Regions from separate parts of the Homo sapiens genome. Here region 1 is linked to region 2. Evidence: read pairs that join two places in POLR2A ChIA-PET (ENCODE). Cell type or tissue: OCI-LY7. All regions are shown on one strand. Links, peaks and the distances in the headings refer to the core of each region. The heading gives the core; the rest is flanking DNA.

The links. Peaks named below come from ENCODE experiments on the same cell type or tissue, not always from the same donor. Only the 100,000 strongest peaks of a DNase experiment are listed, where the experiment ranks them.
Region 1: POLR2A ChIA-PET joins it to region 2 with 5 read pairs; 2 of 35 experiments call an interaction of 5 or more read pairs at or near these places.

The regions. Positions count from the first base shown.
Region 1 is chr6:155,409,013-155,424,777 of GRCh38, reverse strand. NOX3 (NADPH oxidase 3) reads left to right here. Exons shown (of 14, transcript NM_015718.3): 10 at 1,922-2,084; 11 at 13,418-13,564. Among named protein-coding and RNA genes, the nearest start is that of NOX3, 39 kb to the left of the region's middle. RefSeq lists enhancers at 6,167-6,226, 6,327-6,476. In OCI-LY7, for the core only: no CTCF peak of the experiment used is centred there; DNase peaks (open chromatin) are centred at 6,147 and 6,667; H3K4me3 peaks cover 1,717 bases; H3K27ac peaks cover 2,228 bases.
Region 2 is chr6:157,096,165-157,111,929 of GRCh38, reverse strand. It overlaps ARID1B (AT-rich interaction domain 1B), which reads right to left. Exons shown (of 20, transcript NM_001374828.1): 6 at 1,369-1,458. Among named protein-coding and RNA genes, the nearest start is that of TMEM242, 220 kb to the left of the region's middle. In OCI-LY7, for the core only: no CTCF peak of the experiment used is centred there; no DNase peak of the experiment used is centred there.

The DNA.
Region 1 (15,765 bases), core at 5,035-7,534, 1.7 Mb after region 2:
TTTCCTTTATGTAATTATTTATGGAATAATCTACAGTGGGCTAAGATACTAACCATTTCTGGTTAATGACCTTTTATTTTTATTCTTCCATTTCCATATATCAATATGTAATAAAGCCTTATTAATTAAGATTAACTTGAGGAGAGTTCATTTGAATTATTAGGAAGTCTGGCATATAGAATAATTTAAAATAAACCCAATTGAACTTTCATGAACACATAGTAAAGCTCAAATGGGCCAACCTCCGGTGTCTTCAACAGACACCCCTTAGGGAATGGTTATGAATAACTCAGAAACCTTTTAATTAGCATATCTTTGTTCATATGTAAATGTGTGCTTTTGGAATAGTTGAGGTTATTTAATACATTCTGCTGACTGAAATATTTTAAACATTCCCTTTACAATTTATTCAACCAATTGTTATTGAACAACTTCATGTCAGGGAGTGCTGGGATTACAGCAGTGAGCAAAGACAGCCCTGACTCCTACTTTCCTAGACCTCACAGCTCTACACAGAAATCAATCAGATCACGCATACACACCAATAAATTGTAAAATTACAGCTGTGATGAGGACTATAGAGGAGGGAAACATGGAGCTATAAATTATATAAGAGGGGATTTAACCTAATCTGAGGGGTTCAAGAAGGCTTCCACAGGAAAGGAATGATTGGGATAAGACCTACCAGAGAAATAACTATTAACCAACTAAGGAGAGAGGGAAGGAACTGGAGAAGATGCCAGGTGCAGTGGCTCACGCCTGTAATCCCAGCACTTTGGGAGGCCGAGGTGAGCGGATCATGAGGTCAAGAGATCAAGACCATCCTGGCCAAAATGGTCAAACCTCGTCTCTATGAAAAATACAAAAAAATTAGCTGGGCGTGGTGGCACGTGCCTACAGTCCCAGCTACTTGGGAGGCTGAGTCAGAAGAGTCGCTTGAACCCAGGAGGCAAAGGTTGCAGAGAGCGGAGATCGCATCACTGCACTCCAGCCTGGTGACAGAGCAAGACTCCATCTCAAAAAAAAAAAAAAAAGAAAAAGAAAAAGAAAAGAACAGAAACTGGAGAAGATTATTCCAAGGGAAAATGGTATCGCATGCAAAGGCCGTGTGGCAGTAGGGAGTACTGTGTATTTAATATTTTAAGAATATTAATATCTCACCAGTGTGAGAACCAGTGATGAGTGATGGAAAAGAACTCAGGGACCAGTCTGCATAGGACCATGCTAAGGACCCTCTTATTTATTCAATGAATATACTTTATCCTTATTAAGAAAAATTTGCTAAGCAAAGAAAAATACCAGTGCTACCCAAGGCCTAATTACCACAGATTTTGAGTCAGTATAATCTAAAATAATGGGTTTTAGAAGTTCCACATAACTGACAAATGACTTCAAAATTATATTTATTCCAAATGAATAGCTTCCATTAGACTAAAATTACATAAACCTACTAAGATGTGTGACCAAATGTAAACAGGGGAGAATGACATTAGGAAGAGGAAATAGAAGCCTGCTAAGCTTCCTTGATGCTTCCAGATTTTTCCCTCTGATGGCAGCTGGGGTGGAAAGGGAAATAGCTCTTCCAGCAGCCTCAATGATACTTGGAGCCAAAACAAGCTTCTAAGCGCTGTAAGGAGAGCATGCCACATGGACGAGGCCTGAGCTATAGCGAGAGATGTCAGGCTTTGTCCTTCCATGAACAGTGCCTGGGCCAGGACAACCTCGTTGTCTCCCAATAAGGCAGAGCTGGAAATCCTCATGCTAACCCCAGGCTCTCCAAATAGGGCATTTTCAGGCACAGAGTCAACCTCTGCATGCACTGGCAAACACGTCCTGTAAAAAGCACCAGCTCCGGATGGTTCTGGGTTCACGAGCAAGGTGTTCTGAAGGTCAAATAGGCTGCATTCCTCTATGATTCCAGGCTGGCAGTGGACGGGCCCTTTGGAACTGCCCTGACAGATGTATTTCACTACCCAGTGTGTGTGTGCGTTGCCGCGGGGATCGGAGTCACTCCCTTCGCTGCTCTTCTGAAATCTATATGGTACAAATGCAGTGAGGCACAGACCCCACTGAAGCTGAGCAAGGTACGGAAAAATCATTAGTTCACCCTTCCATGGATTAAAAGGTTCAATGTCCTTATATCTATCATCTGCCGATTCTTGGGGAGGATTTTAATTAACTATGAGGGATAAACTCAAGGATCCTTAACTATACTTATGTTCTTAAAAATCTCCACTCAGTATTACATTTATGAGTAGGGTTATGTCTAATCTTGTTAAAGATGACAAGACATAAATTTTATTGCTTCATTGCCATTACAGGACATGTAATTGCTCATCTCAGTAAAATATGGACAGGCTGCAAATGGCTATGTGACTGGGTGGCAGTTCGCAATATTAAGAGGCAACCTCTCCTTAGTCTCTTTAGCTTCAGACTGTGGTTGCAAGTGTACAATTCGATGTCCTCCTCTCGTGGACTCAGTCCTAACAAGAAGCCACAATTGGGATTTATTGGCCGGCTTGCTGTGGGGTGGCCATCCCGCTCTGAATCTCCCTTTTGTCATTTCCTGTATGTTTTACAACTAGATGCCTCTAGAATTTCTTTCCGTCCTTTGTCGTATCTAGACACTCCATCCGATACTTGGACCCTCTTAGGACCAGCAGCAGGCACTAGAGCAATGGTAGGCAAAGAGCCCTGATAACCCAAAGCCGTATGAATGCAGGAGGAGTGAGGATGGCAGACGAGCTTGGTGCTGGGCCGTCCTGCATATCTTCTCTGCTTAACCCTTTGTCCACAGTGTCCTCATCTATCAAAGGGAGACGCTTGACTTAACCACCAGGTCTCAATGTGTAAACCATGGGACATCTGTCACCTGACATGATCCACTAGAGAGAATTCCGTAGTCAAAGGAACTTAAGCAACGCTCCTGCAACATCCCACTCTAGAAGACATCATCCACTAGCCATTAAATAAGTTCTGCGGGGGTGGGGCGCAGTAGCTCATGCCTGTAACCCCAGCACTTTGGGAGATTGAAGTGGGAGGATCACTTGAGGCCAGGAGTTTGACGCTAGACCAGCCCGGGCCGCATAGAGAGACATCATCTCTGCAAGAAAATTAAATATTAGGGAGTTCAAAGCAGTGAGCCGTGATCGCACCACTGCACTCCAGCCTGGGCAACAGAGCGAGACTCTGTCTCTAAAAAAAGTTCCGCAGAAAAGATCCTCATTCAGTTTTGTTTCATCTATCTTTCCCAAGCTTATTTAGCTACAGAACCTTTCCTCACCTAACACCTATCAAGAATTCGTATTCTGTGAAGCATCCCAGGCAATGAGGGCTAGAAGATCTCTAAACTCGGGTCTCTGCCAACTAAGAAACAGCAGTTAACTATTTCATGAGTTTCCAAGTGACAGGTCCTTGACATACATTTTCTCATTTGAATTTTTTAATCTCCCCAACAACCTTATAAAGTAAGTAACACAAGGCCTGTTTTCCAGGTAAGGAACCTGAAGCTTGGAGAGATTAAATTGATTTTCCTGAAAAGACATGGGTAATCAAAGGCAGAATCAGGATTCAAACTTAGGTTCATCTGGCTCTTTCCATGACAAAACCAACACATGGTAGACGTGACCCCCAGCTCCTCCTGCAACCCTGGAGCAATATTTTAGGAAGACGGTGGGATTCCTGCTCATAGAATCGGCACCTGAATTTTGCTGTCATCAAAGAACATGCCTGATTCCACCCTGACTGAAATACTGCCTGCAGTTCACCTCTCTGAGCTGAGTTTCCTGATCCACATAACGGAGAAATAAGAATCCATATCCAACAGGGAGTTTTAATGCTAAATAAGACAAATAATATGGAAATATTACCATAGAAATGTGTATACAGAAATATAGATGATTATCTAAATGCTGATTGTATCTACCAAAGGTATAAATAGGTTACCAGTACTGCTATTACTAATGGCCTAGATTTATCAAGCACTGACTACCTAACAGGAAGGAAACTGGGCATTTTACATGCACTATCTCATGCCATCTTTTCGTCATACTTATCATTTTTATTCCCATTTTACAGATGAGAAAACTAAGGCCTGATCACAAAGCTAATAGAAATGACAGTCATTTTACTAAATGCTCATAATAGCTCATTCAGATAGGTAATATTCTCAATACTGATGAGGACCCTGACACACAGAGAGCTAAATAATACTAGAACTAGAGTTTGAATCTAGATCCTTCTGGCACCAAAGCTCATCTTCTTTCCTCTACGCCATAATATATTTAACAAAGCAAGCAAAACAGTGACTGGGATATTTGGACCTCACAGCAATGCTTTGTTTTGGTTCGTGATGATTTTTCAGCCACCCTAAGTTCTTCCTTCCCTCTTGCTGCCTACCAAGTAAATCCCACTCAGAGAGGTGGCTCACTGCTTCATGGTTTCCACGACACTAAAAGTCACTTCATGCTTCACAGGAAGATGGTGGTGGATAGCGTGTCTCATTTTCATTCACTCACTAATCCAACTAATATTTCAAGTCCTGCTCAGAGACATGCAAAGTCTCATTGTCATTACACCCGACTCACAATCACCTCCCCCTTCTCTTAACCTCCACCACTCCTTTGCTGCCCTACTGTTATGTCACATATCTTTCCTGTATTAAGATTCGTGAAATAATCTTATTTTCTCTAACAGACTGTGAGTTCCTTGAACATAGCTTCTCTGGATATCTTCATACATATATATATATACACATACAACATGTGATAACTATATATATAGTAAAAATATTGAATAAATCAATGAGTGAATAAATGTCTACATGTCCAAAAAGAATAAACAATGGCTTCTGTACACAATTTTCTTTAAAATTTAAGGGTATTAAGGTTTTGTTTATGTAACCAAAAAAATTCTTCAATGATTTTTACTAAATTCCAATTATTTTACTAGGAATATAGAGGAAAAATCTTATAAGAACCCCCAAAAATTTTAAAATTCATACAGGAGCCTACAAAATCTTAATTTTGCCTCCTTTCTCAGCATTCCATTGTCATTCCTGGGCTCTGCTTGTGGCGTTTCTCAAGGCTTTCAGCACTGCAGTCACCACAAAACCATAAAATAGGGACATTGATCTCTATTCCAAGAAACAGAAACAGTAGAGTAAAAAATATAAAAGCAATGTTTTCATCGCTTATAAAAATGTGAGGGACTATTTGGACACGACTCAGGTGAAAATAAGGGCAGAAATAATGTCATATGGGAGAAAGGAAGCTAAAGTGTGGAATCATAAAATAACTTAAAGGTCCTAATCTCCTAGCTTTGCATAGGACCATGAAAGTCAGTATCTGCACCTCGAGCGGAGATGATTTGTCCAAAGTCACCCAGCTTGTTCACCACTGAGTCAGGACCTGAGCATGTGTTTCTGATTTCTGCTTCAAAGTTCTTTCATGGAAGAAGTGAGGTTTTCATGCTATTGAAAGTTTGGGCTGAAAATTACAGTTCAGATCCAATTCCTTAAGCGTCTGCAGGCATGAGAACAGGTTTAGGAAGTTTCTCTCTTTTAAAGCAACTTTGTGTTGGTTTGAGTATAGCTACTATTAGGCTTATGTAACTAATATTTGTCAGGGCTACCTACATGCTTTTGAGATATAAAGACTACTCCTTCCACTAAACTGTCAGAGTCTATATAATTTTTGAAGTGCCACAGAGCAAAGCAGTACATATTTATCTAACGGTGTCTTCACAATTTTAAGTCTGGACTATAGTTTTCAGATTGTCCTCTTTTGTAATAAGGAAGGAAAGGACAACTCGCATAGGCGTTGAGAGCCAGAATTTTAAGCTTAAATGGTTAACTGCGATTAGGTGGGATTTTTTTTTCCTCCATGTGTAAAAACACTGGTTGGCATAAGGCATACATTTTTACACACAAAACTCAAGTTGCAAGTCTATAGGAAAAAATGTGCACCAAAGTTTTCTCAATTGTCACCGTTGCAAACTAGAACTTCTTTACCCTTCTCCTCTGTTGCATTATTCTAGAAAACTTCTAAGTAAAATGCAGGAGCACAACCAATAAGGCGCCTGCCACTTCCTCAGTGGGAAGCGTCATAAGTAGTACTTTCCATTTGAAGCTGATGTCTTAAAATATCTTTGTTTCTAAGTACTTTTGTTTTGAAAGATCTGGGAGGGGGCGGGGAGTGGAAGGGGAGGGGGAAGAATGGGCAGGAGGGGATTTCCCAAGAAGGCCAAATAACAAGAAGTATAATGATGGCTTGCTGTGATGAAAATGGAAAAAAGTTGTAATACATGAAAGAAATATTTTCAACGCAGAAGTAAGAGCCAAACTTCACTGAGTTGAAGGCAGCTGAGAACGCTGTGCCCCTGTGGGATGAGGGAAGGCTGAGGGTGGTTGAGAATTCTCTGTGATGCAATATGGAGGAAGCTGAATGCTGGGGGTGAAAAATGCCCTCTAGCAATAAAGTCCTCCACCTCCTGCCTAACGGGTATGATTAATTCTACATCACACTCAATTTGTGAAAAGAGCTCTTGAAAAAAAATTAGGACGGTTTGCTTGTGCAAACTGTCAAAATGATGAATGAAATAGGTGTGTATGAATGGGGAGGGAGGGGGAGGATTGCTGACATAAATAGATTGGCTTACACATTTTAGTTCTCCCTAATATCACAGCTGTGCAGTCAGGACTGAGACAACTGCCAACTGCAAGATGCGGTTCGTTTTCTTAACTGCATATGTAGTCTTCAGACTACGATACAACAGATTATACAAGAACTGAGATAATCTCATTTCTTCATAAATTGTCTTCCTTCATCAGCTCCATAATATATAACCATGATAATGGGTATTTATAGTGTGTCCCATGCAAAATGGCCTTTGGGTTCTTAACCTAATATAATAAACAGATAATTCAAATAAAAAGACAGCACGGGCCAGTGGGAACAAGGGAAAGAGGCCAAAAAAGACAAAAAATCCATACTCTACTAAAATATATTAATAAAACAAAGGAGGGCCTGCTCTCTTTTCTAGTGAATGAAAAATGCATTTAATTTAATCTGTTTACTTTGAGAAATTATTTACTTTCACTTTCCCTCACACTGGAGCTCTGACTACTCCTGGAACTGATCATCTCTACTAATCACCAAGATTCCTGCCATCAGTTGGCCTCTTTAGGAGGGGCCATTCATGCTTCTCCTAAAGAAATGTATGCTTCTTGTCTTTCCTCGGAGGGCCTCAAAAGGCCTCAGTACCCCATCAGCCCTCACCATTGCTCTGTGCGGAAGTGACCAGTATTAATATGTTTAATATCTTGGTTTATTAACCACAGATTGCGTGACTACAGTCTTCTTGCAAAAGAGTCCAATGAAATACACAAACATTTTAAAATCTCCCTTCACCTCCCTCCCCAAACTAAACACCTCCCCAACTTTGCTCCCTAAGAAACTCACCATTAAACAGTTGAATATGTCTCATTCCATTCCTTTTCCATGCATTTATATGCATATACCTATACACATTCATGCATAAATAGGGGTGTGTGTGTGTAGAAGGCAGAGGAAGTGTAATTTGTTTTGTTTTTCATTAAAGCATAACTTCGGGCACCGTCAGTGTCAATACCTGATGATCTATTTCATTTTGTTTGGTGTCTTTAGAGTATTCCATAGTGTGGATAGGCCACAATTTATGGAATCATTCTGCTATTAAATAATGTTTCAGGCCAGGTGTGGTGGCTCACACCTGCAATCCCAGCATTTTGGGAGGTCGAGGTGGGCGGAACACCTGAGGCCAGGAGTTGGAGACCAGCCTGACCAACATGGCAAAACCCCATCTCTACTAAAAATACAAAAATTAGCCGGGCGTGGTGTCAGGTGCCTGTAATCCCAGCTACTCGGGAGGCTGAGGCATAAGAATTGCTTGAACCTGGGAGGTGGAGGTTGCAGTGAACTGAGATTGCACCACTGCACTCCAGCCTGGAGGATAGCGCGAGACTCCGTCTCAAAAAAAAAAAAAAAAAAAAAAAAGAATGTTTCAGATGTTTCAGTTGTCCAACAAGGATTATTAACTGTAATTAGACCAAACGGAGGCCCAAAAGAGATCAGTCCTCAGCCACAGGGCGAAGTAGCAATATAGTCATGAAATAGTTAACATTGAGGATAATCACATTCAGAAAATGTCTTAAGGATGAAAAATTATTGACAAAGCCTGGTCTTGGCCTTATAATGGTTCACCAGAAAAACAATTTTATAACTGTATCACTTTAAACTAGAACTTTTACACATTAGGTAGGCTTATCATTAAGAAGAAATATTTCTTCTTTTATTTCTTCTTATTTGCTATTGTATTAATCCAGGATTCCCTTAACAAAAACAAAATAAAAACCAGGACAATAAGAGTGATCATTTATTGAGGAGGTAATATATTTTCTAAACACCAGTCTTTATCTTTTCACAGAGAGAAATTCTCCTTTTGGAAAATGATCCTGATTCCCCTCTATGCAGAGCTTCTGTCATCCTGCTGGTTTCAAGCTTCTGTCTGTTCTGTTCTTTCTTTTGCACAGTGTGGGGTACAGAGGCGTGCTGCCCAGCAGGAGGCAGGTGGCACTGCAAGCCACTGCCCTTCTCCTTGAGGAGGCGATGGTCAAGGTGGGCCCCTGGCTCCCTGTAAAACGCCTCTAGGTGAGTTTAGCACACACCGAGCCTGGTGAGGGGCTTCCCCTTCATGGAGCACATCTTCATGATGAATGCTGAGATTCTGCTTCTGACACTGGTGCTAGAGGTCAAGTTTGGCTTCCCTTCTCAGTGACCAGGAGTGACCAGTGGGAACACATGCCAAGCAAGGCGCATGTCCCTCTTTGCTCTATAATATACTGTCTTCATTCTTCATTCTCTAAGCTCCTCCAAATGACAAACAAGGATAGTAACAATAGCAGCTAACATCTTCTGAGCACTTACTGTGTCTGCCAGACGTTGCATTAAATGCTTCAGTAAAACATATCCTTTCATCCTCACAATAACCTCAGGAGCTATTGTTCTGTGTTTATTGCCATTTTACATACGCAGTAATCTAGGTTGGAGTTAAATAACTTTTGCCCAGTTGCACAAGTTATTTGCAACTTCTACCTGCATGGTGAAGCCAGCAGCAGTCTACCACAGCAGATGGGCTTCATAGGCTCACAACGCTGAGCTGTTGTACCATGCTACACTATATCCTAAACCTGTATTCTTGTGTACACTTTCCTTGTTTAGAGGGGTTCTGGGCCATAAATAAATACATAGGTAAATAATTTTTTTTCTGTTTCATTCTCTGGAAATTTATTTTGGATATAAAGACATACAGATTGCATTTGTGAAAGTGCCCTCTGCCTGTGTTCATGGATATCTATTCAAGATACGGCACAAGTTTTGGAGATGTAATCGCCTGAAAGCATCCAACTTTGATTAGAGAGTCTGAGCTCTCATAGTAACACAGATTGGTAGTGCTTCTCAATTCATTTTCTGAAACTGTTTATCAAAATTTAGCACAGTTCCATTTCCTACTGGCCCCAGACCTCTTTGACCTGGTCCCTATGTGCTGCTGAAGAATTCTTAAAGAGAAGCCTTGGCTTGGGAAAACATGAAAATGAGAAGGGACACACAGAGAGCCCAAACTTGTGACTGTCGCTCAGACCCAAGCCCCTTGCAAATGGACATGGCTGAGTTTGGGCTGATCATTAGCGCTTGGGAATGATGTGAAACTAAGGTCTATGACGGGCCACATGCACACAGAAACCCTCAACGCCATGACAGTCCCAGAGTGGTCTCCCAAAACATCTAGGCATCCACTATATCTACAAGAATGTGGCTGGGCACGATGGCTCATGCTGGTAATCCCAGCGCTTTGGGAGGCCGAGGTGGGTGGATCACTTGAGGTCAGGAGTTCGAGACCAGCATGGCCAACATGGTGAAATCCCATCTCTACTAAAAAATAAAAACTTCGTCGTGCATGGTGGCACATGCCTGTAATCCCAGCTACTTGGGAAGCTGAGGCAGGAGAATCACTTGAACCCGGGAGGTGGAGGTTGCAGTGAGCCAAGATCCCACCATTGCACTCCAGCCTGGGCAACAGAGAGAGACTCCCTCTCAAAAAAAAAAAAAAAAAAAAAAGAAAGAAAAGAAAAGAAAAAAAAGTGTTGGATGAGTCCTGTAAAAAAAAATAATTTTATTACTATGAAAGTTCAGAACTTTTGTTATTTTACTGAGAATGACTTTCTATTTAATAAAATCTTTTAAAGTAAACTCAGGTATTTTTGGTCTCTGAGATCAGCTATGAAATTCTGAAAAGGCATGCTTTCTACAGGTAGCTGATTTCAGGGTTGTTTTATTTTTGGAGACTAAGGTGGGGTGAGCATTGGAAAGCACAGATCACAGAGTTGTAGCCTATTGTTTGGGATACTTGGTCTCTCATTGACCAGGTCCTTTCTCATGGGCGAAATGCAGACTTGGAACTCTTATGTCCCTTCCCAGTGAGTGTCCCCCACCATTAGAAAGATGAAAGAAAGTCAAAGTAAATACCTTTTGCTTCTGTTCAAAGTCCCTTTCTTTCTTTTTCTGCCTGAAACACTTCTACTGAGCCTATCCATTTTTCCTCCATAGCCTCTTACACCAAAGCTGCCCAGTGTCACTTACAAGTCAATTACGGAGGGAAAAACACACAAAGCCATTACGAGGAAGCAAAAAGTATAAAAGGCTTGACAAACCCTAAGGACGCTGACATGCAGCTAGGCCACGAGAAAGTAAGGAAGGATTTCTATTTGAAAAGATAAAGTTTCATGTACGGAGGAAGCTAAGATGGGGATAGTTTTCAAGAAAGGACGACTGGGACTAGATTTGAAATTGGAGGATTTTTTTATAAAGCAAATGTTCTGGTTTATTATCCATCTATGAATGTGTTTTAAGCATGTTCCTTAAAGAATGGGAAAGAGAGAAAATAAATCAATGATATTTGCTCTATGCCCAATGCCAACTCTGAGATGAAACAGGCTACCAAGGCCAGGGAGGAGGGGGTCATGCATAGGTGAGCACTGCATTAATTCAGCCAGTAGATTTTTCATTTCCACCCAGAGCAAAGCAAGGCAAAATGAAAGCTAAGGTTTTCAAAGAGTAATTTAGATTAGGCACAATACAAAGCGAAAAGAAAGCAGATAGTGGTATTCATCACCAACCTCGAATATAAAATCCACCCCTAACTGGTCTCCTTTCCTCCTCCCCCACCCTCCATACCCTGGGTCTATTCTCAATACAGCAGCCAGAGAGATCCTGCCACCTGCTGCGGGCCATGGAACTCCCTGCTCGCCAACTCCCTGTGCTTTCCTGTCTCTCGGAGGGAAAGTCTACAACGGCCCCAAAGCCCTACAACGCCATGGCTCCCCCAGCCCTCCCCTCGCCCATCTCCTTGCTCTCCCCACCCTCTCTGGGCTCCAGCCACACAGGCCTCCAGGCTCTTCCTGGAAAGGTCTCACTCAGGACCTCCGCACTTCCCACCATCTGCATCTGCACTTCCCACCTAAGCATTTGACTCCCTCAACTTTTCCAGGTCTTTGCTCCAATGTCCCCTTCTCATGAAGAGGGGACATGAATCTCCACGAATTGATGGTTCATGTCCATCCATTACTGATTCAACAAATATGTGTTGAATGCCTCCTATGTCTCCAGACTGTTCTACTCCCTGGAATTATAAAAGTGAACACAAGAGGCCAAAAACAAGAGAGGGCTCATTGAGCCCCCGTTTGACCATTCAACTTAATATTGCAACACTTCTAACCCGCCTGGGGTTTCTGCATGCACTTCTCACCATCTGACATAACCTATATTCTACTTATCTATCATCTTCCTTCTCCCTCTAAGATGCAAATTTTAAGAGGACAGCAATTTTTTTTGGCCCTGTCTTGTTCACTTGTATAGTTCCAGAGCACAGAAGAGTCTGGACAGGTAGGAAGCACTCAATACATATTTGTTGAATCAGTGAACGGATGGATGAACGTGAGCCCCTTGCTCATGGGGATTCAGAGGGTGTCACAAAGGGAACCCCGGCTTAGCTCTGCCTGGAGAGGCTGTGCAGAGATCATCCCTAGGAAGAAATAAGTGTCAGGAAAGGAAAGGCAACCCTCTCTCTTCCTGAGAAAAGCAGGTCATTGTGCTTAGAGACTGAGGGATTATTTGTCCTGAAATTAGTATCTTAAGTCCCCTTGTGAACAGGAGCTGTCCAACAAATATGTGGGCCCAGTTTTTGAAAGAAGAGGCCTTATTCTCAGCATCTTTTACTCTTACAAATAATTAATATTATAAAGTCCTGCCTAAACATGAAGAGAATAGACAAGATGTTTAGCTTTGAGATAAACTTTTTTATTTTTGTCTCATGAATTTGATCTATTCATTAAATCTCATTTATATCTCTGATTATATGATCGTGAGCTTACAAGCTGGCCGGCAGAGAGGGAGAGAAGAGAACATTGATCACTGGATGAGGTATTTCCAGGTGGGGATTTACCAGGCAGCAGCTGGAATCAAGACCAGCCCTCATGGATATTGTTAAGCCATACAGATGTCTCTTTGGGGAGAAGGCACGAGAGAGAGAGGTGTGGGCAGCAAGGGGTGGGAGTGTGAGAAAAATGGGAGAATTAATAGATTTATCTCCTGTGGTTTCTTCTAGATGCAATTATTTGAAACTCGCAGCACAAAAACTAAGCTTTTATTTTAGCAAACCCAAGCTACTTTTTGTCACATGCCATTTGCTTAATACCGAGAGTTAAAAAAATAATTCTTCCCAGTCATAATTTCATTATAGCAGTTGACACACAGGCACAGCCGCCACCCACCAGCTTTCTTGGACACCGATATGTTTCACTGAGAGGAAATTTCTGGCCTGTGTGACTTGATTCTGAAATTACCATAATCTCCACTCTCCAGAGGCCGTAGCTAGTGAAGTGGATTAGTGTCCAAGCCTTTGGGGTCTCTGGAGAAGAAAGTTCAAATCCAGAGCTTAGGTCATAAGTAAAGATGAAGGGGTTGGTCTAACGGTTTATCCCCCTTTGGGAGCAGTGAAAGGCACAGCTAGTTATGATTATTAATCTTGTTCAGAAGCAGCACAGCCAGAAATGTGGTGAGTTGATCCTCATCCAGAGAAACTGGCACGGCCCACAGGCTCCTGACTCTCTGAATTCACTCTGGGCTTTTTCAAACACATTGTGAATTTTTTCAAAAGAAATCACAGTGTGACTGTTTGTTCACTGACACACACAAAAAAAAGCATGTTATTTTGCAGAAGTGCCCATTTGGGCTCAAATAATTTAATGGAGATAAAGTAGTCTGTGATTATCAGCACATATGAAAAGAGAATAGATCCGTTCACTTGCCTTCTCTCTTGACAGGTGTATTTCTACTGGATTTGCCGGGATGCAAGAGCTTTTGAGTGGTTTGCTGATCTCTTACTCTCCCTGGAAACACGGATGAGTGAGCAGGGGAAAACTCACTTTCTGAGTTATCATATATTTCTTACCGGCTGGGATGAAAATCAGGTACTGATAAGACTCTGAGAATAAGCAATATTGCTGAACTCATCTAATAGCAATGAGGAACAATTTCAATAATGAGCTATGTAGCACTCTGATAGCATGACAGAATTATTTTTATGTTCTTAAAAGGGAAAGGAGAATAAAATAAAACCAGATTAGCAAGAGTGATTCAAGTTGTAACAATCAAAGAACCAAAAAAAGAAGCTACAGTTAACTTGCTGAGGAATAGAAAGGGTCAGACAATGGAAGACAATCCAGAGGCTGGAAATCCCAAACAAATTTGCATTTGTCCCTTTAAAAGTGACATCAAATGAATATTACTGATTGGCTGTATCATCTTGTTGAGTTCCTGACTGGTTCTGTTTCTGTGCCTTGAGCTGTTCAGAGCTAAGCAAAAAAGATTCCTAGGTGTTTACATTCAACATTTTGTATTGTGAAGTATGTGAGCATCTATAGAAAATAATTATTATGAATACATGATTTGTCCAGAGTTTGTTCTCTTAAGGTGTTCTTAGAAATTGTGTGCACGTATGTTTATTTACCTAAGATGAAGATGATCTTTTGTTTTGGCAGGTGTTCTGCAGTATATTGTATTAATGAAATATTAAGATTGAATTTACCAAAAATAATGTATACCAAAATATTGACTATGGTAGTATTTCAATGTTGATACTATTGAATGATAACTACTACATTGTAATCCATTTTAACTCCTCAAACAGGGGAATTAACAACGAAGTGATTACTAGGTTACACAATATATATTCTAATCAGCAGCTATTATTGATATATACTTTTAAGGAAAGTGTATTTGAGCCTGGGAGATTGACATTAATCACTACATTTACAAATGAATGCTCTGTGTATGTACATCACACATACACACACATGCGTGCGCACACACACACACACACACACACTGGCCTTATAGAACATCACTGTAATTTGACTCTGCTTCTGCAAATGAATAAGACTCTGCTAGAAATTCAGTAGCTTAATGAATTTTTATGGTCTTATTTGCAGTCCTTCTTAAATATTTAATCCTTTGGGATAATTTGAAATGTAGCTTTCTTGGGAACTAGGCTTGAAACATCTTAATGAATTATATAGTGTTAATTATGTTTTCCAAACAAACACTTTCCTTATTCAAGTGGGATTTTTGACTGATGAACAGTTTGGTGAAGTAGAGACAGCTTCTGTCTTCTGCTCTCAAGTACTGTGCCTGCTCTTCTACTCTAAGGTGCATTGATCCCAGTGTGCACCTAGGTATTCCTTGCCAACTGGGAGCTGTGGGACTGAGGTTCTCATAACTGAGAACTGAAGTTGATTTGGCGACAACACAATCCTGCCCCCTCCCGTCTCTACTACTTCCAAGAATATGCTATAAAACATATATTTTTTTTCTAAACACAAGTAGATTAAAATAGATGTCTTACATTTTTGCCATGACATGTTGAAAATTATTTCGACTCCTAAATTTCAGGCAGAAAAATCACTAATTTCCACATTTAAAGGAAAAATAATTGGTGCATTCTGTCGGGAAAGAATCAAGAGGCTGTTTTAGAAATACCCAATTGTTAAACTGAATTCAACAACCTCAAAGTGGCAAAATGACAAGAACAGAAGGGACAGATGGAAGAGGTATTGTGAAGGGTAAATCAACAGAGTTTGGAGACTAATTGAACATTGGGCTGAGAAATATGGGACAAATATCATTCCAAATGTTTGAACATCAGTGATTGGCGGTACCACAAGTGTAAGTAGGGAAGGCCCTTTTTGTGTGTGAAATGGTGCCCGAACTTCTCAGCAAGGACCTTAAGACCCTTCCCAGCCTGACTCCCACTCACTAGCTGTGTCCCACCCCCATCGGTTTCCTCTGGCACCAGAGCCACCAAAGGATGCGTGTTCACCCATCACACTGTGCACAGTCACACGTCCATGGCTTTGCTCGTTCTCTCCCCACACCTGGCGTGTCACTTAACACCCTCTGCCACTGTTCCCCACCTTCTTTTTGCTCGGAGTCCTATACCCCAACTCTTTTCCAGCAGTAGCTCTGCCACCTGGTGTCAGACTTGCCTGCTCACAACTTCCTACGACCTGGATTTCTTTTTATATTTTCTTTATTTTTTAGATTCAGAGGGTGCGTGTGCCCATTTGTTACATGGGTATAGCGCATACTGGTGGGGTTACCCATTACCCAAACA
Region 2 (15,765 bases), core at 7,543-10,042:
AACCTTCTGAATTGGAAACTTGGGGGTGGGGCCCAGGAATCTCTTTTAACAAGTCCTCCAGGTGATTCTCACACACTGTGAAGTTTAAAAACCATGAACTATTCCATTATTAAAACATTATATTATCGACTATACCTTAAATTATAATATATATATGTAATGGTATTAGAAAATGAAAAATTCATTTTATCCCTCTGAAACATTCAACACAAATGATATGTAGAGAAAGCAAATCTATCTTTTCATTGACATTAGTTTCTAAACATGTTGCTGAGTTTGTAACATGTAAAATAACTTAAACCTCATAATTCTAATCAGAAGCAAATCATCATCTCTACAACTCATATACAAATAATTATAAACAGTAGGGGTCAGGAGCCCAGTACATATTAGCTGCCAAGGTAGGAACTTCTGGCCTCTGGGCCTGTGTGAGAGAGGAGGGGAGTGCAGGACAGCGGTATCTCTCTCGTTTGTTGTGGGATGGAGCAGACAAGCCTTGCCCCACAGCAAGGGAAGTGACCTGCCACCGCACCAGGGGTGCACAGGTAGGCTTCTTGTACCTCCAGAATACACCAATCTGGATTAAAACCACCACCACCACCAAGAGTAGCTTTCCTACTCCAAGGGATAATGAAGACAGAGGTAAATATGGGTGGGCTTAAGGTCTCTGCAAGGCAGTTAAGAAATGCACGGCAGGGATGACAGGCAGGACTGAGCTAAAGGTCAAGAGCACTGGCAGATGTGGGGCCACTTCTCTCCAAAGGTTTCTGGAAAAGCCCATATTCTTTTTTTCTGGGACTGGCACTAACTAGCTCCTGAGAATAAGGGAAGTCACACCTAACCGCTACACTCCCCAGTTGCTTTAGGTGACTGGGCCATAGAAACTTTTAGGTCTGCTCCAGTTCTAAGATCTTACCATTTATTAAGACAGGGTCTTGCTCTGGGTTTAAAATCTTACTATTAAATATCAGGGAATAACCAGTATTAACACACACAACCCCCCACCGCCAACCGCCACACACACACATTGGGACTGATACCCTAGTTGAGTCATTCACAGTTATTTTTACACAGCTAGACCAAATACCAGACTACAGTCATATGTGAACCATGCTTCATGGTGCTATGTGGACACACACATTCTTTGGGCCTTGAACTGTACTTTGACCACACTTCACCCAACCTACAAGAAAGCATCCTCCCTCCTCTCCATATTTGTTGGAAGGGCTTTTATTTCTTCCGTCTGATAAGAAAACATAATATCCTTTAAAAAAATTAATGATAAGGAGGTGCATAGGTAAGCAAACTCACGTACGCCTTATCGCCTGAAAGCACTATAGGCATGTAAGACATGAACTGGAGACGAACCTCTTTCCTGTGGCATTGGTGACTGGCTCAAGGCGGGATGGGAACTGGATTCTGACTGGCTCCCGGGTGGCTGCGGAGGCATCTGACTACCTGTAAAACACAGGAGGGAAAGTGGAGATGGGGGAACCCTTTGCATTAATAATGCAGTCATGCAAAACCAAGACACAGCCACATTTAATTTTTATGATCACAAAAGGTATAGCCCCATTAAAAAAAGACATAGCTCAGAGTGTAATAGTTCATCTTTTCCCTGGGAAACAAAGAGGAAACATGAATAAACATATTTAGCTAAACACTTGCTGAAAAGTTGTTACTGAATGAGTTCCTAAACTCATATATGAATCAATCTGTAGCTGAAATTTCTTGACACACACTTCTGCAATGCATTTAAGAAAACGTAGGAGAGCTGGGCCAAACTCATCCTCCTGACTCTTACGTGAGTCTCCAGGTGGGCAGGCATGCAGAGTGGCCAACAATTACTCATGGTAATATCCAATCAGTACAGTAATATCAATAGACTTCTAAAACATCTTCATCATTAGTCAGTCAGAGATTTAACATAAACTTAGAAGACCTCCATTAAGAAACAAAAAACATACTACTATAAAATGCAGTATACATGATCACTAAAGAAGGGACTATTATTCTGCATCTCTTTTGATCTTTATTGCTAATACAGCAATAGCATCTATTTAATTTCCAGTTTTAAGTGTATGCTCAGTTTGTCTTTTCCAAATATAATGTAAACTCCTTAAGACAGGAATCTTATCTGTATTCCTTCAATCCCTCTCTGAACATAGCAAATACTTAATAAGTCATAATCTGAGAATATTATTTAAAGGAAGATACTTCTTACTATACTGATAAAAGAGAGATAATGAGTCATGTGAAGGCAGGAGATGAGATTTTGAAATTTAAAAATCATCAGAGGTAGCTGATGATCTCAACTCACTTTTTGGCTGAGAGGTTTAAATGCATTTCTAAGACTAAAAATGTAACGGAATTTAAAAAGCAGCTGAATTTAGCACAGTCCTCAAGGCACTAACTAGCTCTCGTGACATGAGGACCATGCTATTTTATCTTCTACCCTCCCTCTTTGCTTCAATAAATTGGAAACACAAATACACTCACACACACACATAAAGAACATTGCATAGTCCTCTGGGGCGGTGGTCCTGGGACCCCGGCTGGATCAGGCTAACCGCTCTGACTCCGTCAGACCCACTGCTTCATAGTCAGGCATATTGCTCAAAAGAATTACAAATAATAAAGAAAAAAATTAGTGTCCTAAAGATCATCACCAATTCGCCCCCCGTGAAGGTCAGGGCACATTCAGCACAAAGCCTGGTATTTGACGATGTACAACAACCAACCCTCTTGTGGTTCTACAAGATGGGTCTGTTACCCATGTGGCCAGGCAGGACACGGTCCCAGAATCTCTCAGGACGGTCACTCCTTACTAAGTCTAATCACGGGGTATCTGTGGCAGTCAGAGGATCAGGAATATGATTTTCAGTTTAGATAACACGTATAAATAGCTGTTAAAATATTACTATAAAACAATTGTTTTCAGGGGTTTAGGCTTTGTTTAGAGAAGAATGCAAAACTTGTTTATGTATTTCTGAGTGTTCCTGAGTGTGTAACTGCCACTCTCATTTTCAGATTAAGTGAAAACCAAAGACCTGAATTTATAGACACTGAGAAATATGCACTGTGTCACCACTAGAAGCTGCTTTTTACATTAGAACCATAACTAGTCGGGATAAAAGACCTGGACAAACAGCATAGACTTCGTTAAGTATCCATTTGGTTTCAGACATTTGTAGTAAATTAGTACTAGTACCAAATAATTAAATGTAAAGTAAAAAACACCTAACATTCTGAACCAAAACAATTTCAAGGGTAAATACTGGTCACCGACTTGGCTACAGATCTACAAAAGTTGCTGTGTGCTCACTGCAGGGTCATGTGCTTCCTATGAAATACCCTAAGGCCTCCAATCTATAGTCCATTTAGAAATTTAAAGCACTCTGCAGCCAAATACTGACTTTTTAAAATGTCACTGGGGAATCAGCTGCAGCAAGACAGTAAGTGCTTACATTATCAGGATCACTTCTGCATGACAGGCTGGATTCATAGACTCATGACAGTAAAAACAAACAGTAATTCTATGTGAACACAGGGCACCGTGGCTTAGACAGTGCACGCCCGAGGCACTGCTCTTATGCACAATATTTCAAGTAGAAATAAAAAAGGCTGTAAGTAATGCATCCCATGATTCATAAAATACCGCCACAGCCAAGCAGCACTTCTGGTTGTGTGGCACAATTCTAAGACAGATGTCTCTTTAAAGCAATGAGAATATTCACATACCAAATTCATTCTGTTAAAGATACAAGAGCTTTATCATGATACAGATCCACCCAAACCATCTTATTCATTTTCCTTTACTCCCTATCTTTCTACCATAGTTTCATAACTACTAAGTCATAGTTACTATGATTCAGTAACTACAGTAACTAAGAAACAACTTGATCTTCCACAGGCATAGTTTAAACATCGTCACAGCAGATGATGACTCAGAAAATGCATTTGAGAAAGTGATAACAGAAGACTCATTTGTGTCCTTGGCCCATGTAAAGAAGAAAATTCAGAGCCCTCCGAACCAACCGAATTCAATAAACACCTTCAAAATTACAGATTTTTATATGACATGTGTTGGTCACAAGTAAAACCTCTTAAACAAAGTGTGGTAATAATTTTTAAAGCGCATACTGCTGGGCACAGTGAACCAACCCACTTTATGAAGGCACTTTAACATTAAAATAGCTTAAAAAAATAAATAAAGAGAGCCCCCGTGTTCTTTCCTCAGCAATGTCTATTATGATGTAAGCATAATGGAAAAAAATACAACTGGAAAACACTATACTATGAATTAGAGTAAGTTCCATCATTGCACACTTCTGTATTCTCCAATGATAACACACACAGCCACGTGCACAATTTAGGTGCAGAACTGTCACCTGCATTTCTACTTTTACTGAAATAAAATTATCAGCCTAAGTCTATGCTATCATTTTCTTAAAAACGTATTTTTATTTTTAATTAATTTTAGACTTACAGAAAACTTGTAAAAATAGTGCAAGGAGTTCCCTTATATCCTTTAGCCCACCTCCTCCAATGTTAACATCTTATATAACCATAATACAATTACCGAGAAGAGAAGCTTACCTAAAGACCTCATTTGAATTACACCCATTTTTCCGCGTCATGTCTTTTTTCTGGGATCATCCCACATTTCATTTAGTGACTTTCCCTTAGCCTCCTCCAGCTGGTAGGTACTTTAGTCTTTCCTTCTATTTTGTGACCTTGACACCTTTGAACAGTACTGTTCAGTTATTTTGTAGAATGTTGCCAAATTTTATTTGCTCTGATTATATTTTTTATCCCTAAAATGAGGTTATGAATTTGGGGAAGTGTACCACAAAAATGTCATACCCTTCTCAGTACAATCTATTTTCCCATTGTAGTTGGTTAAGTATTTTTTGGAAGATATTTGAGACTATGCAAATCCTATGCCTCCTCAAACCTGCACTCACGAATTTCTGGATCCTTTAGAAGATCTTGTTTACATTTATTACAGTGGTATCGGCTAACGGTGATTCTATATTTCCCCTTTTTCTTCCACATTTAGTTACTGGAATTCCATTGTGAGAAGAGCCATCTTCTTCCTCACTTGGTTTTTTATTTATTAGACTATTTCTCTTCACTCACTGTGGCAGACACACCCTCGAGTAACCTCCAATGAGTAACACCGGTGAGTAATCCCCTCCTCTCCACTGAGCAGAACCTGTAATTCTATCCAAAGAATGTGAAGAAAGTGATGGGCTGTCACTCCTGCAACTATGTCAGATGGCAAATGTGAAAGGATTTTGCAGATATAATTAAACTCCCTAATCAGCTGACTCTGAAATAATCAAAATGGAGAGAGATGATCCTGTATGGGCCTGACATTTCAACAGGGTTCAGGCCTTCTAGGAAATAGGCTTCTCTGATGTGAACTGAGACTAAGGCAAGAACGAGAGGCCTCCAGAATCTCAGGACCTCACTCCAGCAACTGCTAGGAGATGAAGCTGCCACAATCCGAATGAAACTGGAAGTAGATTGTTCCCTAGTCGAGCCTCCAGATGAGGATGCAGGCTGCCCAACATCTTGACTGCAGCCTTGTAAGTCCTGAGCAGCTAAGAGGTGCCTGAACTCTCTGCCAGGGGAACAGAGATAATGAATGTGCCTTGTTTTAAGCTGGTAAGTTTGTGGCACACCCTTTGGGCTTTCCTTTTTTTCACGCTGTCCTGGACACACTGTCCTGGGCTCCCCAGCACCCCTTTATGTGAGTGCTCCATAGTTTACTCAACACTCTCCTGTGTATGGGCATTTAGACAGTTTCCAGTCTTTTGTGGATGTATTTTTGTATTGCTGGGGTCTATGTTCAGGGAAAATTCCCTGAAGTGGGATTGTTGGGTCTAAAGGTTACACAATTCCAAATTTCCTTCTAGAAACTTTGTACCAATTTACATTGCTACAAGCAATGTTTGAAAGGCCTGTCTCTCCATAACCTCACTAATAGAATGTATTGCTGTTTAAAAAAATTTTACCAGTCTTGGCCAGGTACGATGGTTCACCCCTGTAATCCCAGCACTTTGGGAGGCTGAGGCGGGCGGATCATGAAGTCAGGAGTTCAAGACCAGCCTGACCAACATGGTGAAACCCCGTCTCTATTAAAAATACAAAAATTAGCCAGGTATGGTGATGCGTGCCTGTAACCACAGCTACTGGGGAGGCTGAGGCAGGAGAATCGCTTGAACCCGGGAGGCGGAGGTTGCAGTGAGCCGAGATTGCACCACTGCACTCCAGCCTGGGCGACAGAGCAAGACTCCATCTCAAAAAAAATTAAAAATAAAAAATTACCAGTCTTACTGATTCTGAATGAGTTTGACTACTTTTTCAGATTTTAGGGCCATTTTAATATCTTTCCTTGTGAATTGTTTGTTCAAGTCTTTCTCCTATTTTTCTGCTTACGTTCTTAATCCTTTGCCCTGGAATTTTTAAGGGTTCTTCATATATTAGAGATATTAGCCCTTTGTCTGTGGTATATATTGTGAATATCTTCTCCTAGTTTGTCAGTTGTCTTTTAGTTTTGCTTACGGTGTCTTTTGTAGCGGAAATTTTTTTTAATGTTGTCAAATTTATCAGTCTTTATTTTTATTGCCTCTGGATTCTGAGTCACAGTTAGGAAGCTATTCTCTCTACACCAAGGTTAAAGAGGAATTCACCCTAGTTTTCTTCGAGTACATACATGTTTTTTTTCCATCTCCCTTGAGTTTATTTGATGTGAGGATGGATCTAACTTAATCTCTTTGCACGTGGCTCCCCAAGTATTCCAACACAATTTATTTAAAAATCCATTCTTAGCCCAGTGACTTGAAATATCATCTTTGTCATTTAATACATGTTCACATGTATTTGGTCTAACTCTGGACTTCCTCTTCTGTTCCACTGGCTAGCACACACTATTTTCAGTTCCAGTATTTTTATACCATGTTTTAGTGTCCAGTAAGAATAGTGCTCCTCACCTTTTCTTTTTCAGTGTTTTCTAAGTTTTCTTGCATGTTTTTCTATATGAACTTTAGTATCAACCTGTCCAACCATATAAAATAGCTCACTAATATTTTCACAGCAATTGGACTGAAATAATCAGTCAAGGAGAACTCATGACTGCTGAGTTCATCCCACCCAAGAACAAGAGACATCTTTCATTTGCTTAAGTCTTCTTTAGTTTCTTTCAGGTACCTAGAGGGTTTGTATATTTTATGTTAAGTTTATTCCTAAGCACGTAGTCTTCCTTGTTGCTACTGTAAATGGGATTCTCTTCACCATTATATGTCTTTTAACTGTTTATTGTTTGTGTATAGAAAGACTACTGCTTTTTGTATGTTAATTTTATGTCTCACTACCGCATTAAATGAATTCTTCCACTGCTAATTTGTCATTGATTCTCCGGGGTTTTCCAGGCTTACTATTATATCATCCGTAAATAGACAGTTTTATTTCTCCTACACTCATCCTTATGCCTTTAATTGAGTTCTCTTGCCTAACTACATTGGCTAATATCTGTAGTACATTACTGAACAGTAGTGAAGATAGTGATGATCCTTGCCTCATTTGTGATCTTAGTGGAAATGCCTCTAGAGCTTCCCTAGTCCATAAGTGAAACTAAAGCATATACATTTTACCATGTTGAGATTGTATCTCTCCATTGCTACTTCCTTGAGTGTTTTTATCATAACTGGGTGTTGAGTTTTGTTACAGAGAGGATTTCCCCCCACCAGATGTATGTTTATGGTATATATTAATAACAGAGTTGTTAGGCCGGGCGTGGTGGCTTACGCCTATAATCCCAGCACTTTGGGAGGCCAAGGCGGGTGGATCACGAGGTCAGGAGTTCGAGACCAGCCTGGCCAACATGGTGAAACCCTGTCTCTACTAAAAATACAAAAAATTAGCCGGGCATGGTGGCAGGTGCCTGTAATCCCAGCTACTCAGGAGGCTGAGGCGGGAGAATCACTTGAACCTGGGAAGTGGACGTTGCAGTGAGCCGAGATCACATTACTGCCCTCCAGCCTGGGCAACAGAGCAAGCCTCTGTCTCAAAAAAAAAAAAAAAAAAAAAAGTTGTTAATATTGAACCAACTTTGCATTTCTGGAATAAATGCCACTTATGATACATTATTTTCTTAATGTACTGTTGGATTCTGTTTGCTAATATTTTCTTTAGAATCTTACACTAGGAGAAGTTTTGGGAGAATTTTATCCAATTAAAAATAGCTTTTAAGAACTAAATCAAGATAAGTACCAAATTAAATATTCAAGTAACATAACTCTGGGATTTTAGTATATAACACAATTGGGAAAAAGAGGCTAATATGTGTATTTTGGTAAATTAGCACACATCCAGTAATGTATAATGTACAGTGGATGGACTGAGACATGAATATATTATAGCTCAGCATACTTCATAGAACAAGATGGTGGGGCAGTCAGTACTAACAAGTGCCACGTTCTACGATTTTTTACAACTGGACACAGTATTAACACTTTCCATAGTTCTTAATTTAATTCCGTTCATTGTCTCAACTGACTACAATGTACATTCCATACAGACAGAAAATTCAGACTGTTTGGTTCCCCGCTATATTATATCTCTTGAACCAGGCATATAGTAACCATTCAATAAGTATTTGTTGAAAAAAAAAAGTATGGCTAATGATTCCAGGAACCAAGCTCAGATTAATAGATAATTAGATCTTTGTAACTCATCTGTAATCATGTAGTTTTATCTTATTATTCTAGATGAGGATTAGACAAACTTTCTCTGTAAACTGCCAGATAGTAAACATTTTAGGTTTCACAGGCCATATGTTTTCTGTTCCAACTACTCACCTCAGCTGTTGTAGTTCAAAAGTAGCCACAGACAATATGAAAACAAAATAGCATAAATAAAACTTTATTTGCCAAAACAGGTGGTTGTCTGAATTTGGTCCTTAGGCTGTAGTTTGTGATCCCTGTTCTAAATGATAATATGAGTGAGTAAAGAAACATTCAGGAAGGCCGGGTGCAGTGGCTCACACCTGTAATCCCAGCACTTTGGGAGGCTGAGGTGGGTGGATCACGAGGTCAGGAGTTTGAGGCCAGCCTGGTCAATATGGTGAAACCCCGTCTCTACTAAAAGTACATAAAAATTAGCCAGGCGTGGTGGCGTACACCTGTAATCTCAGCCACTCAGGAGGCTGAGGCAGGAGAATCACTTGAACCCGGGAGGCAGAGATTGCGCCACTGTACTCCAGCCTGGGTGACAGAGCAAGACTCCGTCTCAAAAAAAAAAAAAAAAAAAAAAAAAAGAACCACTCAGGAGGAATACTTGCTGAAAAAGCCAATACAGATGAGTATTTAATAACAACAGCACTGACATAGAAATCTCACATTCTTCCATATTTAAAGGGGAAGGCTTCATAAATAAATGTCAGTAACAGAAGTTGCTTTATGCTCTCTCCTATCTATATGTAAGAATGCGCTGGGTTCCTTAGCACTTAATGCAGGCAAAAGTCTAAGACTTAAATGGTAAGTACATTTAGCAGGTAAATGTTTAGATAAATGATTACTTGTAGTTTTATTTTTCCAACTCTTTCGGATCAGAAACAAACCAACAAATCAGATCAACTACTGATCAGATGCAATTGCGTAAATTATACTCTACTACTTTTGTGTTGGGATGGTAGAGAATAAACATGAGGTGAATAGGATTCCCACATTAATCCTTTATTGAGGTTAAAATTCCTTGGGGATAATTCCTTTCTACATTACTACAGTATACAACTATAGAAAAAGAACAAGAACACTAACTCTGAACCACAACCAATTCTGGCAAACAAACCATTCACCCCTTTTCAAATAATACTGCATTATCTCCAGTATTAGTAATACTAATAGATATAGAAATATTCAGAAATTCCATGTTTCAAAAGTTGTAGTGGCCATAGAAAAATTATTCCTTCCTTTCACATCATTACAGCTAAAAAGCCAACTAACCTAAGATGGATTTAGTTATCTGAGATGGAATATTGACATGATTAGTCAAGATAGCAAATCTGGAGTCTGAATGACAGACACTACTTGATTTCGGTTTTAATGCCTCAGATCCATTCTATCCTTCCAATTTTCCTACGTTAGCTGACTCTGGGCAAAAGTGAAGAAAGAAGGAGCTAAAGAGAGAGCACTGTCTAGAATATACATTTATTTGTCTTACAAGTTCGCAGGTAAATTAGAGATAGCTTGAATGTACCAAATGAGGTTAAAAAAAAAAAAGAGTACTCACTATATAGAGGGCAATGTCCTAAATTATATTCTTCGATTAGTAATTCAAGAAGATTGGCTTTTTATAATTAATGTGAAAAGACATGTGAAACCATGGAAATTTGGATAATTTTCTTGGCCAATCATCCTCAATACATGGAGATCATGAGGTGTTTAGTGGCAAGTACTTGGGCCCTCTTCATAAACTCTGTGACAGTGGCAAGGGTAAGACAGACCTATTCTTAGGTCCGTGTGAATTAAACTGGTTGTGGTTCTTGTTGAATTCTGAGAAGAAATGAGGAATGCTTCCAGTCACTTTGCAAATAACTCTATCATGATCAAGTTACTCCCATGGGATGGTGCTACAAAATCAATACATAGTTCATGGTTTTCAGCAATTAGCAATTGAATTAATTCTTCTACTCATCAAGAATTCTTGGTGGTGTCATTAACTTTAGTGAGAAATTAAAAGAACACATTGTAGCAACCAAATACTGATACATTACTACTATGATCGTGTTCATCTTGTGCTTCCCACTGACTGTGCAATTCTGCTGCTGCATCCAAAATTAAAACACTGGGTTGCTTTATTCTAGTACAGCCTCATGGAAATCGGCTCTCTTTCAAATCTTTAAAGTAGAATACGGGTCTCACCTGCCACCATCTGACTTTACCGATCTTCTGGAGGATGCATTTCTTATATTCTGCCAAACCCACTAGTAATTACACTATAACTTCTTACTATGGGTTGTATTTAGTTGCTCCTTTAATTTCTGCAACATGAAGAACTGGTCAGGATCTTTCCTTCCACCATGATAAATGACAATATAATTTTGTTAAGAGACAGCATTGGTTGGTTGCATGGTAGACTCCGCATCTGTGGAAATCACTGTACATCTTATCTCAGTTAGTAAGAAGCTAGAGTATGGTAAGATGGTACAGCTCTGCAACACAGCACAAGGATTTCATGGGTCATTTCTTTAAAAACCTGCATAATACCTAATGGTGTAAATGAAAAATACATTTTTGATAATCCATACATTCAACAAATGTCCTAGTCTCAGGCATTTATTTAGATGAGTTAGAAAACCCACAAGTTATTTAGACATAGCATCCTTCTGTTCAGTGTTTTCTATTTCACTTGCTTCAAGAACGGAAAAAAATCCCACTTATTCTCAGAATGAAGAAGCAGGCTGGCTGACACCAACTTCGATATGCTCCAAGCAAACTACTGAAATACAGAATCTGCTCAGGCTTCCGCTTAGTGGTTCCGGTTAACAGTTTATCTGAAGTGCGTGGGTGTGAACTTATAACACTTCCTATTGTTCAGCATGGGGTGTGTGTGCCTCTGTCTCTAATAAGATCACCTCACCCTTTACCAAAAGGTCCTGTATCAGGGCAGAGGGGTGGGGAAGATGTTGGTGAACAGGCTGTCAACACAATTCTTTATTGTGAATAAATCCTATCTCAGATTAGAGCAGTATAAACCAGAAAGTAATGTTCTTCCCTACCTTTCAACTGAGAACACAGAACCACAGCAATTTGGTGTCCTCACCTTGAAGGAGTTAAGCCCCTGCTTTGAGAGATAAACCTTTTCATGTCATACAGCTCGAAAGTTCATTCAAAACGGGGCTAGACTTTCCTAAATCCTTATCCAAAATATTACAGACTATTCATGTGTCATTAGGTCCTAAAAATACAGATAAATGGGCACTTCAGAGGCTATCTGACTTGGATACTCCCGAGCCATGAAGGGAATAAGGATACTTCCAATTCCCGAACTTGAGAGAACAAGACAGCTCCCACGCACCGTTCACAGGGCCATATACCTTTATTCTAAACAAACTAATACACTGTCAAAAACCTGCCGGATTAAGCTTTTCAACTCTCCTCCCTACTGTGGTCTGAGTGTTCCAAGTCTTTTTCTAAACCTCACTCCTAGGCTTGAAGATAGATTAGCTATAAAGGACGATCAGCCAACAGGTAGAAAACAGAAGTGAGTATGATGTGGTCTATGTGAATTATGTCCTCATAAAAGCCCTTAAAGACCAACTTATAAAACGTTACTCACCCAGCCTGCTATCATAGATTCAAACCAGAACTTTTCTTTTATTAATTAAACATACTAAAACTACACAATGTTTTTCGCATGGGTCCTCCTCATAACTCTGTGACAGGTGCGAGGGTAAGACAGACCCTTGCAAGTTGGTTTAATAGTCTGATCACTAATACCCATGAGATCCCTTTTGGGGAGATACCTTCCCACAGAGAACTTGGGGCAAAGAAACTGAAAAGTCTCTGGCAAGGCAAAGGACAAGTTAAGTCAGAGGATACATGGTGATGCACGGACTTCTAGACTTAACTATTTAAGTCAGCACAGCTTTGATTAAAGATAAACTGGAGTTGGCCCAGCGCAATGGCTCACGCTTGTAATCCCAGCACTTCAGGAAGCCAAGGCAGGCAGATTGCTTGAGGTCAGGAGTTCGAGACTAGCCTGGCCAACATGATAAAACCCTGTCTCTACAAAAATGCGTGGTGGTGGGCACCTGTAATCCCTGCTACTTGGGAGGCTGAGTCAGGAGAATTGCTTAAACCTGAGAGGCGGAAGCTGCAGCGATCTGAGATCATGCCACTGCGCCCCAGCCTGGGTGACAGAGCGAGACTCCGTCTCAAAAAAAATAAAAAAAATAAACTGGAGTCATAAAACATTTACATACAGAGGATTCTCCGCATTAAAATGAGACATTTTTAGTCTGGATGACTGCTAAGTGGCCTGAAAGGTGTGGGAATATAATGTGCTTTGGGTTTGACTGAGGCACAACTCTCAGGGTGGCGGCTGGCACAGCTCAGCCTGGGTCCCACTGCACTTGCCACTCCACTCAGGACCGACTCTGGGGAGGTGAATAAAAACTGTGTCTTTGTGGATAAAACAGCCATTAAATAAAAGATGGAACTTTAAGGAAAGCTTCTCAACTTTAGTTAACTTCAGATGTGAAGACATGAATAGTAAATAGGCAGTATGACCAAAAATGTGATTTGGTTGAAAGCAGGAACCACTTCTAACTTTGGGAATCTTGAGGATCTGCGAGGCATCCCCTGTGAAAGTCCATGATGTCCTGAAGTACATCAACTACCATGCTGAAAATCTGGCATTCTCATCAAAACACACCCTTTGCAATAGCTTTAAAGCTCAGGCATACAATTCCAAGGTCTACTGGGCCACGTGAAAACCCACTTGTGGAGGGAAAGGTCTATTCTCCACATTTGGGTATGGCATCGCTAGCCCGGCCTTCCCCCAGGAAGTCCGGATTCATAGCACTCTGCTATCTGTAAGAAAAGAGGTAGGTTCTGAACTTTCCTCAGGCAGAACACCAGACATAAAATGCTGAACAGCCACCAGCTCCATTCTCTCGAATCCTCGCTTTGATGTAAGGTAAGAGGCGGCGGGGAGAACACCAAATAGAGGGATGGTTTATATTTCTCTCACCAGGGCAAATTAATAAAAACAAAACCTAATTTTTCCCTTCTCTCACCCATTCTTATTCCTCCTCAATATTTTTCCTCTTTCTAAGATTCCTTTTTTGTTTGAGAAGCTTAATATTTGGCTGCCTCTGAAGAAATGGGTATAGTGACAGATGAAAGACTTGTATTCATCGTCTAATTCAGAATAAGGGGAAAAATCGACTGCTGTGCATTTTAGATTCTAACAACCTTGCAATTTTGTATAGTCGTTTCCCCCACCCGTTCTTTTGAAGAAATCTGCTTTTATTCTGCTAATAACTAACCACAGTTGCAGCAGCATGGATCCGATTAGCAGTTCTTATGACACAAAGGGGAGAAGAAAAAAAGCTGTGAACAGGGTTGCCAATTTGTCCACCTGGGCCCCCAGGAGAAAGATTAGCTGAGGCGCCTGCCTGCTCCCTTTCTTCCACTTGATCGCTGCTCTGTGCTGCCGGATAGAGACAGGCCTTTTTAAAGCCAAGGCACTTTCCTTTAATCAAAGTTTCACTCGCCTCCACCCTCTCTTGTCACAAATTTCTCATTCTGGGTTCCAACGCTTCGTGACAACTCTGCCTGTAAACATGGGTGGTTGGCTATGAGAAGTGCCACATGCGGATGCTCACTCCCTTGGAGTCATTTTGCACCTAAAAGAGAATATAGCACGTGAGCGCTTGCTGTGCCCTGTAGGTACGAGGGACCGTGTTTTCCAGACCAAAAGGTGGCACACGTGGTCAATCAATGGGCATCTTTATGCTGCGTCTGGATGTCAGAAGAGGGAGGGAAAAATACAGGGTTTGGGAATTAAATATTGGAATTTGAGGGAAATAACACAGAATGTATAAAGTTGAGACCAACAGATAAAACACTGGTACTATAGGTGGCATGGTTTCTATAAATTCTCCATTTAGATATAGAATTAAGTGTCAATTTATGTACTAAAATAATATGCTTTTTCTTACAGAGTTTAAAATTTCATTGCATTTGTGATTATACTAACTAATGACAGCTTGTTTTCATGATAAAACTTAAGATTTTTAAACCCTTGGCATAAAACTCATACTTTTAAAAGTAAAGAACGAGACAGCTAAAACCACTTACTATTCTGAAAAACTTAAAAAACAAACAAACAAAAAACCCCAGGCTCCTGAGTGAAATCTCCAGGATCTAAGGGGGATAAATCAACACTTCACAATGTATATTTGAAGGAAACCAGCACCTGCTTACCTTGCTTCACTATCACAATTCACACCATGACATATTAATACATTTGGGTGTTTAAATAAGTGCTTTTTCAAGAGATATAGAGTTGCACAATGAAACCCGGATTAATCAATAACCAGACTCCTTTTTAACAGTGCTGGGCTTGTGAGGTTGCTGGGGGGAGAGCAGACCTCTCCAGCACGAGGCTAGAACTGGGAGGTCCAGGCGGGTGGCAGTGGGCACCCTCAGGGACCCCGCAGCTCAGGAGTAAACTCTGCCAGAGGCAGTGCCAGCCTGGGCACGGCTAAGCTCTCCATGCTGAGTGCCAGGGGACAAGGAGGGCTGTGCAGGCCACAGAGCCTCTGACTGTGGCAATGTGGAGAGGAAGGTTCTCGAGCACGACCTCAAGTACTCTCCATTACTTCTTTCAGATTGGACTAAATATTCGGCAAGCACACTTGTGAAAGGTATCTGTCACAGTGGAGTCGCTTTCAGGAGGGAGGGGAAAAGAATGATCCCATGGAGGGTGAAATGCAAAGGCAGAAAGATGGCTCCAAGCCCACAGGAGAAAGGTTATAAGTCACCAATTTCAGAACTCTCTCCTTTTGAATTCCCATTTTTCTAAGAGAACTGTGAGTTCTTTAATTTGGCCCATGTTTACTGAATAGCGCTACTTGCCAGGCACTGTTCTTGGCACTGGGGACAAAAAGAAGAAAGAGGCTCTCAGCCCGCCAGGGGCTCAGGCAGCTGGGGCAGCCCTGAGGGAGAGCTGAACTCCGGGGCTGCA